Linked DNA regions of Mus musculus: region 1 is linked to region 2. The links are chromatin loops, found by intact Hi-C in ENCODE. Cell type or tissue: gastrocnemius. All regions are shown on one strand.

Region 1 (5,000 bases), 50 kb before region 2:
AGCAGAGGCTGCCAGCCAACTCCCGCCTCCAGCTTTCCAGCATGTTCCTTTGGAAGAAAGATCTAAGTGGTGTTCCGCCATATCCGCCTCAGCAGACTCATCCCTGGGGGGAAGAAAGAGCTTAAGTCACACACATCTTGCTTCCATCCTGAAGGAACTTCGTGTGAGTAAGAAATGAACAAGAGGGGGGGGTGGGAGCTCACCCCAGGACACTGATGTATATAATTCCAGTGCCAGAAGTCTCTTGGCTGTGGAAGTTTTTAAATAGCTGATGAGCCGCACGAGACCACAGCGGATGGGATTGTTAGGGCCCAGCTGGGATGAGTTAAATTATCTACACAGGACAGAGAAATACTTGAAGCAATAAATCTCCAGCAGTTGTCCATGGAACATGGGAAAGTTTCCTATAAAATTACCATCAGTTACCTGTTCCAGCACTGAGCCAAAACCTCCCACTTGGATTTTGGATAAACTATTCTTCCCACGTAGATATTATTCACATACAGCAAGATGCACTGCTTGAAATGTCTAGCTCAGTGAATCCCGACCCTCTTGTATGTGAGTCTAGTGAATATGTTAAAACACATAGCCACCACCTCAGCAAGAGGCAAGGCACTTCCTTCAACCTAGGAGATGCTTGCAATTCTGTGGCAGCCATTCTTGACCCTGAGCCCAGGCAGCCATGTATCTAAGCTGTAAGCCTGTAAGACTCAGGTTCACAGAACCATCCTCTATAGCGCTTTGTGTCTCCTTCACATGGGACAATGTAGGTGGCGCTCACAAAGCTGCTCTGCAAGCCCGCAGTTTACTCTTTCTATTGCAACATAGGCTCCATGATAAGCATGCGTGACAGCGTGCTTCCCTACTTACTTGTAGACCATCTCTTGCTGGGTTTCCACAGACATTTTGTGCACAAGCTCATTTCTCTCAGAACCCCCCTACATTTTAACTTTCTTACATTGTAACATTTTTTTTTTTTTTTTTTACTTTGAGGTAATTGTCAACTCACATGTGGTAAATAGCAGAAATCAATGCACTTTTGGCTTAGGTTCTCTAATCTTACATAATACACAGCTCTGTGTGTGTGTTGTGTGTGTGTATGTGTGTGTGTAAGAGAGAGAGACTAGGTATATGTGTCAGTGTCTGAGTATCTGTGTGCGTGTGTGTGTGTGTGTGTGTGTGTGTGTGTGTGAGAGAGAGAGAGAGAGAGAGAGAGAGAGAGAGAGACTGGGTATATGTGTCCATGTCTGAGTATCTGTGTGCGTGTGTGTGTGTGTGTGTGTGTGTGTGTGTGTGTGTGAGAGAGAGAGAGAGAGAGAGAGAGAGAGACTGGGTATCTTATGCATCAGTCTCTGAGTATCTGTGTGCATCTACGTGTGTGCATGTGGGGGGGGTGGAGGGGGGGTGTTTCTGTACCTGTGTGTTTGTGTGCGTGTGTGCATGCACACACATGTTGAGTTCTTAGTGGTTTTTACTGCAGGTACAATTCATGTGAACGCCACCTGAGTCAAGACCCAGATCACAAAGATCCTTCAAGGAGCCATATTGCCACAGCACCTCCATTCTTTCCCGTTCGTAGCACAGGCAGCTCTACAAACCTCCCTGTCATGGTTGGGGTTACTATTGCTATGCAGAAACACCTTGACCAAAGGCAATTTGGGAGGAAAGGATTGATTTTGCTCACAGTTCCATATAAAACAGCTCTTTATCAAAAGGAGTGAGGGCAGGAACTCACACAGGGTTGGAACCTGGATTCAGGATCTAATGCAGGCCGTAGGGGTCGGGGCTGCTTACAGGGTTGCTCCTTAGAGCTTGCTCAGTCTGCTTTCCTATAGAATCCAGGGATGGAATCAGCAACAATGGGCTGGGCCCTCCCCCAATCAATCACTAATTAAGAAATTGCCTCACAAGCTTGCCTACCACCCAGATCTTCTGGGGGCCATTTTCCTAATTGGAGTTCCCTTCTCTCAGATGACTTCAGCTTGTGTCAAGTTGACATAAAGCACCAGGACACTCGGTAAATGTTTCACTCCCTGAAGGGAACCATGACCCATGGATCTATCCTGCCATAGCACTTCATATTGATTCCTGTGGCCCTAACCCCTAACATTGTAACCTGCTCATTTATAAAAAGGCAACACTTTTGAAAATGAAGCCCAAGTTAGAATCAAGAAGGTAGCAACAGCTGAACCCAGCCATGATGGAAGACAACAGGGATGGGACATTGAATCTTTGAGAGAAACAGAGATCTTAGTGGGATTCCCACCTACCACAGGATGCAAAGGTGGGGCTATCATCACAGGGGCTGGACACCTGGCTCCATGGGTGGAAGTTTCACTAGCAGACATTAATTGCTACTAGGTCCCTTGGGCCCTTAGAGCCCACGCAGTAACCCAAACTAGCCAGAAGAGGGCACCAGATGCCTGAAGCAACCATCCATCCTGCTCAGGGAGACTTGTCAGTTAAGCCCTGCACCAGGGAAACCTGTAGGCAGGGACCACTAAGGCTGTTGGCCCTGAAGCCCTGGCTCTCTCCACCTCCTTCCTCTAGGGGTAATCAGGAATCTGGTGAGGTAAAGGGCGTGTTTGGTTGCAGGGTAGAAAACAGAAGTGAAGGATGGTTGAAATACGTATCCCAGATGAGGATGCCTGTTGCCTGGACCAGGAAAGGAAAGGGCATCTCAAAAGGCAGAGTCCAAGGGACTTCTGGTGTCTGAAGGAGTTCAGGTGGCTCCGTCCGAGAGACTAGCTCAGCATCACTAAATCAATGGCCTCCAGCCACTCAGAGACCTCAGTAGCCTGGTGGCCTTTAAGGAGATACTGTGAAGCAAAATGACACAAAAGTCTTGCTTGCCTCAGACTGCCCCACCATGCACTGCCCAGGGCCCTTTTGTAACGTCACCACCTCCCTGAACCTCAGGCCCTCCTCTGTCATCACAGTATATCGGAAGCACCACTTGCCCACAGGCCAGCTGTAGAGACTGGCTCGGGTCACAGAAAGGATGCCTCCTGCAGAGCCTCATATAGTCTAAGGCTTATAGCATTCCCATGTCATCCGAAGCCAGTGTTAAGCATCATGAGCAGGGGAGCAGCTCTCAGCTGGGGCTGCAAAACAGAATGGGCTTGGCATGATGCCCAGGTGGCTGGCACCCCCCTCCCACACTCTCTAGACCATCTCCCAAAGTTCAAGGTCCCTTTTCCACTGCTAAAGGGGAGGCCTTTCTCCTAGGATTAATAACTGCCCGGGTGCACAGATATGCTACCCAGAACTCACCTGACTTAGGAGTGACAGCAGAAGCTGGGGGCTCTTTTGACTTACTCAACAGCCATTGCTGAGGCCAGACATGGACGCTGAGAGTGTAACTGTAACTGCATGGTGCTGGGGGTGCACTGAAAATCCCCTTAGTCTCAACCTCTTCCTCCAAAATGCTAAGAGCCCACGCAGCCTGTGGCATAGGTGCCCTAGAATAGAGTTGACAGCTGCTCACACCATTGCTATGCTCTGGAGCACAAGGCTGGGTCCTCGCAGCCCTAACAAGCCAGGCTCTGCCATTGCTCACCAATTGGCTGTTTATCGAGACACTTAATAATGTAAGGCATAAAAGAAGATTCACTCCGGGTGACCACACTGGGAGGGATGGAGAGATCAAGAAGTTTAGTGGCCCCTGAAAGTCCAGCCTGAGGTGCTGGCATGAGATGCAGGTTTAAGCGGAGAGCTAGAAACGCACATAACTAAGCAGCCTCCATCAAGGTGGGCCATCGTCCTCTGGGCTCCAGTCTCCTGGAAGGTGTTCTGAGTTCAAACTGAAATCTCTTCCTGGGAGACAAGCTCCTCCTCTGGCTGGCACTGGGGTCCTAGCCTTTTGCTTTACTAAGTATGAGATTCCCAAGAAAACTTGTTATTTTGTATGGATTTTGTTTTAATAGTCTGATGGAGCAGCTCGAATGTCTCTCTCGAGAATAGCCATCACCCTGCCAGGACAGTTAAACTGCCAGTTGCTACCTAATTAGGACATGTGACATCCCCAAAGGCCCAAGAAATCCAAGGCCAGAGTTCTCCTGAAGTCAGAAACTTCTGTGTACTCTCCTCTACTCTCTTCTGTCTCCCTGGCAGTACCAACACCACCATCCTCGGCCTCTCTTCTCACTGGGCTCAGCCAGTGAGGACCCCAAAGGACTTCATGGGTGAACAAAGCCATGATAGATGTAGATGCACTGTGTCCCAGAGCTCTGTGGCAGCAGCCTCAGAACTACACTGTCCTGACACCACAGCCTCTGTTTTTCTGGCCTTAAGATAGGTGGATTTCGCTGTGGCCAGATGAAAGGAGGGGACGTCTCTCTTGCTTGGCTTAACTATACCACGCCTTTGTTGGGAGAACCTGGCCACTCTTCTGCCCTGTCTCCATCTCAGGCTGTAGCTGGGGTGTGCAGATCAAGGCCCCCAGGAGCTAAGGGTTGAATGGTCTTGGGCTCTGTTCCCCAGTGTGCTCATTTCCTCGAGGACCTGATTTCATCCTGTCACAGCAAGCTGGATACCAGGAAAGGAGAAAACTGCAGGGCATCCAGAAGGAAGGCTGAGTCTTCCAGACCTCAGCCCCAGATGTAAATGCCTCCACTGGAAAGCCCCTATAGGTGTGAGCAGACCAGAGGTGTGTTACCAGTGTGTGCTCTTCACCATGTGATACTCAGAACATCTCCAAAGCCATGGTGGCTTCCTGGCTGTCCCAAAGCTACATGCCATATTCATTACTGTTTCCTAGGAATGGCAAGCTGGGTCCCACCCCATGCTCTACCTGACCTCGTATTAGAAAATAAAGCCTGTCCCTCCCCTCCCACACACAGCCCACTGCACCTATCCCCAGCATCAGCCCTCTTGGGGTGATGTCCTACCTGTCACAATGTTGCCAGAAGTGATGCCCCAAGGCTGGCCTGTAGGGAGCAGGACTTTCCCAGGGCCCAGAGCCCAGAGCCCAGCTGGGGTCCCAGCCCTCCCAGCAGAAT
Region 2 (5,000 bases):
CACTGGATGGAAGTGCCAAGTTCTCTCACAGCTCATGAAGACAGTGATGCTGAGCCCAAGCCCACCCTCCCTGTCCCCCCGCAGAGCCTCCTCCACCCTCCCTTTCCGGTTTTCCCTCTGATCTAATAAAAGTGCTGGCTTTGTTTATTGTACACTTGTAACTATGTGGTAACAAACCGGAAGGTGCTTTCTCTCTGGGGAGGGTAACCATGAAAGAAGCTCAGAACCCAGTAACCTCTTTGGAAAGAAGAGGCTCCCACCTGCCCCCAATAGAACAACTGAGATCGCTCATTACCAGGCCCCACAGAGGTTGTCCTGGTCCCTTAAGACCCTGCAGTGGGGGAAGGGAATGTTGATTCAGTGTTCCTATAAATTCCTGTTCCCCAAAACCACATCACTGCCCAGAAATGGGGTGCCCTTTTCTTGGTCACTTGTTCCCACAAGCTTCCACCTACACAAGGTACCCTGAACACATGCTCAGCTTGCATACTGCATAAAGCCAGGGTAACCACACACTACACTATGTAAGATACTTGGTCCCAGAGAAAAGCCACACAACGCCCCTGGCATGGCTCACGTCCTTCTCTTGGCATTTTTTGGTTTGTTTTTTTTTTTTGTTTTTGTTTTTGTTTTTTTGTTTTTTTGTTTTGTTTTGTTTTGTTTTTGTTTTTTTGTTTTTTTTTTGTTTTTTTGGTTTTTCGAGACAGGGTTTCTCTGTAAAGCCCTGGCTGTCCTGGAACTCACTTTGTAGACCAGGCTGGCCTTGAACTCAGAAATCCGCCTGCCTCTGCTTCCCAAGTGCTGGGATTAAAGGCATGCGCCACCACGCCCGGCAGCATTTTTAAGATTAACATTTAGAGATGTTTAGGGGTTTGCTGCAAAAATTAGATGCTATCAAAGTGTTGTTCCTAGCACCCAGAACAGAGAACATTCATTACAGCCTATGAAGCCACCAAGTGTCATCGCACAGGACCTATGCTATCCATAGGTGCATGTTCGGCATTGTGTCTGCTGTTTGGGCAAATGTATTACGTGGCTCCACCAGTTCAGTGACAATGTGGTGCCCCTCATCACCCTGAACACACCCCATTCCTTGTCCCTTGCAGAATCCTGCAGCTACCAACACACATGGGTATGTTAACCTACTTCCTGCTCAGAGGAGAATCCCAGAGACTTGACCCCATTCTTTTTGATCCTATAGGCCTCCTTTAAAGTCACTTGGGGTGTCCTATGCCCTTTGTCAAACACAAAGTGACTGGCACATAACACAGCTGGTGCTCCCAGAAAAGGGGGGAAAGTCAGACAGGAGCTGAGGGAGACGCCGTGGGAAGCCGGGGCAGCTGAAATTCACCTGCACAGAGGAGTGCCAATGGCTGCCAGCAGCCTCACCCACCAGCACAGAAGCCTGAACTGGCCTCTTCTCAGCTCAGTAGGTGCCATCTTACCCTCAGATCAAGATGATTCTCAGCTGGGGGTCATCTGGCTGGCTGCTGTCTATGCTGTTCCCCTCAGGTTACCCTCAGGCTGCTGTGACTGTTGTCACAGGCCGCTATGACTGTTGTCACAGGCCGCTATGACTGTTGTCACAGGCCGCTATGACTGTTGTCACAGGCCAACTCCCCTCCAGTTCTTTCTACTCCCTGTATACTTCATCACCTTCCAACGCCACTTTTTCCTGGGGTGGTGACATGTGGCTGCGGTGAAAGGCATAAGTGGGGATTGGCTGGGATCTCAGATGAAGGTCTCATGACCTTACCCATCCCTCCTCCCGGGCAGGAACACAGGCTGGCTCTTGTTGATGGTTTCCTGCAGGCAATAGCTGCTGCTCTGACAGCAGTGGTAATGGCTGCCATGCTTGGAGGACATCCTCCCACAGCTCTTATCCAGAAAGAACCAGCTCCTCGTCTGGAAAGATGAATGGAGGCGTACTCATCTTTTCCACAGTCTGGGAACGGTTTTAAAACATACAGAAAAGTTCACAAGACATTGTAAGGACTATCTCAACCTACATGGACTCATCAGCCATCCTGTCTGCCTGCTTCCTACTTCCCATCCTTGCCAACCTACATTTGATGACAAGCTGCAGACACCAAGACATTGCCTCAAAGAGTTCAAACCTTTCTCCCAAGAATAACACAAAGTGTAAGCCTGGAAAAGTCTATTCTCTCTCTCTCCCTCTCTCCCCTCTCTCTCCCCCTCTCCTCCCCCTCCCCTCTCCCTCCCCCTCTTCTCCCCCTCTCTCTCTGCATGTGTGCATGTGTACGTGTGTGTGCATGCATGTGCATGTGTGTGTGTGCACACACGTGTGTGCATGTGCTCATATGTGCATATGTACGTGTGTGTGTGTGTGTGTGTGTGTGTGTATTTTTCTCAGCCCCTGATCTTACATCATAACATCAACCTTCTGAAGCACCCAGTGGCCTGTTCTTTAAAATGATCCTTGCTGATTATCCCACCTAGTGGTGAGCCTGACACTGCTCTTGCACTTCCTGTCACAGAAAAGGACCTGGGCCTTAGCTGGACATTATACTCTGCTGTCCAAAAGTCCTGGGTCCTCTGATGGAGTCCTGGGTCCCACTTTGACATGTTGACCTTGACCTTGAGTTCAGGGCCCTGCCTCTCAACTGTAAGAGATCTCTCCATCCCTGGGCACCACTGACTTTCACAAGCCTGGTGAAGCTGGGTGGTTCCAGATCCATCCAGTCTTGGGCTTTCTGCTGAGGTGTGTCAAAGGGAGCATTACTAATCAGTCAAGAGAAAGGAGAGATTGGTAACCAGACAGGCAGTCACCTACAAATCTTCCTGCTGTATCCCTGCTTCCTCAAAGCAGTGATTTTGCCCTGAAGAGATGCACCGGAGTGTCTAGGTACCCAGGACCCAACAGAAGGATTTGTCTTAAGTGATACTAGATCGCCACCTAGTGGCCATATGTAACCCGGCCTCTCTTCCCCCTCTAGGGTAGGCTTGCCTACCTGCCTAATGATTCCCAGCCCTTAGGGATGATGAGGACAGCCCGGGATGCTGAATATTCACTTCCCCTGTTTCACATGTGAGCGAGTCACCAGGTGGCAACAATGTATCTTCCCTAGCTGTCAGCAAAGCAGTTGCCCAGCATCAACAGGCCTCACTAAGAAACCCACCAGGGAAGAGGGAGTGAAAACCTCCCACACGGCCCTTGTCATCTGCTCACTGATCCTGACGTGAACAGTGTCTGGCTCACATTTGTCCAGTGGTCACAGGGTTTCCTTCAGGTCATGTCAGGACTACATCAGTGCCTAGAAACTCACAATCGTTTCCAGGCCCCAGAACGGAATGAAGCTGCATCCCTCTAGAAGTGCAGCGGGGCCAGAAAGTTCCCTCCAATCCCTGGCCTGAGCCCCATGTGAAACTTGAAGGGAGAAAGCACTGGTGTGGTCCTGTCCAAGCAAAGCCAATGGGAGCAGGAGTCACAGCCCAGGCACAGACAAGCTCCTGGCCAGCCTGGGGACACGTTCACTTTTATCCATTTGAGCTTCACAGTGGGCACGGTGAAGCCATCTTCCTTGGTGAGATAACAATGTTCCACTCTGTGATGTTCTCTAGGGCTTGTTTGACTCTGTTGGTTTTGTTGTTTGCTTGTTTGTTTGTTTGTTTGTTTTCTCACTGTGCAGCCCAGAATAAGCTCGCCATTCTCCTGCATCAGCTTCACAAGTGTCGGGATTCGAGGCCTACATCACCACACCCAACAACAATGTCTCATTGTTCAGACTCAACAGCTAATCACACTCCCAGAAGCAAGGATTAGCAAGGATTAAAACACACACAGAGAGAGAGAGAGAGAGAGAGAGAGAGAGAGAGAGAGAGAGAGAGCTTTGCTCCCTAAATGGCCACACCTTGCCCCAGCAAGTGTCAAGAGAGAAACTTAACAGGAAGATGTTTTCTGGGGCTTTCTTCCCTGCTCAAGGACCTGAGTTTCTCTACAAGGATAAGAACTCACACAATCACCATCAGAAGAACTCACAGTCCACCCCAGACCAATGCCTGTGCCCACCCTCGTTACACTCACCCCCATGAACCCTCACCATGTTTAACACCCACAAACCCATCTAGAACGTGTGCAGAAAAACTGAACAGGTGTGACCCGTCGGGCCATGGGTCCAAATATAACCTCATGAAGTGTTCGGATTGTCAAGACGTTTAATATTTGGAGAGAAGGACATGAGACAACACGGTGTTCATCTCGGGACAGGGGTTTTAGAGTCCTCAGATCACTAGGTAGAAACCTGGCTCTGTCCATCCACCGCTGGAAGGGGGACACTTCCATCCCAGCCACCCTTTCAGACTCTGTCTCTCCTGCGTCACCTCACTGAGACTTAGCACCTTGGGCTCGTTTTTCTCTTGGGCTCATCTCTGCATTTTTCCTTGCATTGATGCCCCTTCTCTCCCCCTGACAGTTCCCAGAACGAAAGTGGTCCAGTTATGGATGCTGCCCCAGGAGGAAGCATCTGTCCTCCCATCCCACGGATCAAAGGCTTTTCCCAGTCCATGCTGCTTCTCTGCTTCATTTAGCTCTCTGTGCTGGTCACAAGGAAGCTGAAAGGGACAGCCCAGGAGGAGCAGGCACACTTGGCTCAGGGCATCCAAGTATCTGGGTATCAGGTAAGGTAGGGCTGACAGTCTTCTGGGAGCCATTTGACACTGGATCTTCCCTGAGACAGTTCTCATCAGCTTTGGCAAGCAGTGATTACAGAGAAAACCAACGCCTGGAAGCCTCCAGGGCTCAAGCATAAGCCATCTCCGACACAGAACATGAATGGACAAAGAGGCAGCCCCGGCAGATTTGCCACAAAGACGTAGTAGCTTGGGCTGGGGACCCTCTGAAGCACAGGCTGAGATGTGTCCTCCGCCAGCTCTCCTGCAGTGGCAGCGGCTATCGTGCACAGCACTGGCGCTGCCTGATGGGAGGTTCCTGGTTCAGAGCCACAGCCTCACCTTCCTGTGGGCGGCTGCTCCCCGTGTCT

What was found. Peaks named below come from ENCODE experiments on the same cell type or tissue, not always from the same donor. Only the 100,000 strongest peaks of a DNase experiment are listed, where the experiment ranks them.
Region 1: it touches region 2 in a loop (10-fold over the local background); 25 of 42 quality-filtered maps call a loop at or near these places.

Annotation. Positions count from the first base shown.
Region 1 is chr1:90,904,136-90,909,135 of GRCm38, forward strand. Gm35381 (a long non-coding RNA gene) reads right to left here and starts at 4,983. Exons shown (of 6, transcript XR_387263.3): 1 at 4,890-4,983; 2 at 1-103. In gastrocnemius, a CTCF peak has its summit at 2,399 (motif pointing right); a DNase peak (open chromatin) is centred at 2,406; H3K27ac peaks cover 592 bases.
Region 2 is chr1:90,953,975-90,958,974 of GRCm38, forward strand. It overlaps Prlh (prolactin releasing hormone), which reads left to right. Exons shown (of 2, transcript NM_001101647.1): 2 at 1-38. The coding sequence ends at 38. Rab17 (RAB17, member RAS oncogene family) reads right to left here. Exons shown (of 6, transcript NM_008998.4): 6 at 4,159-5,000. The coding sequence ends at 4,910. Among named protein-coding and RNA genes, the nearest start is that of Prlh, 3.4 kb to the left of the region's middle. In gastrocnemius, a CTCF peak has its summit at 2,924 (motif pointing left); a DNase peak (open chromatin) is centred at 2,913.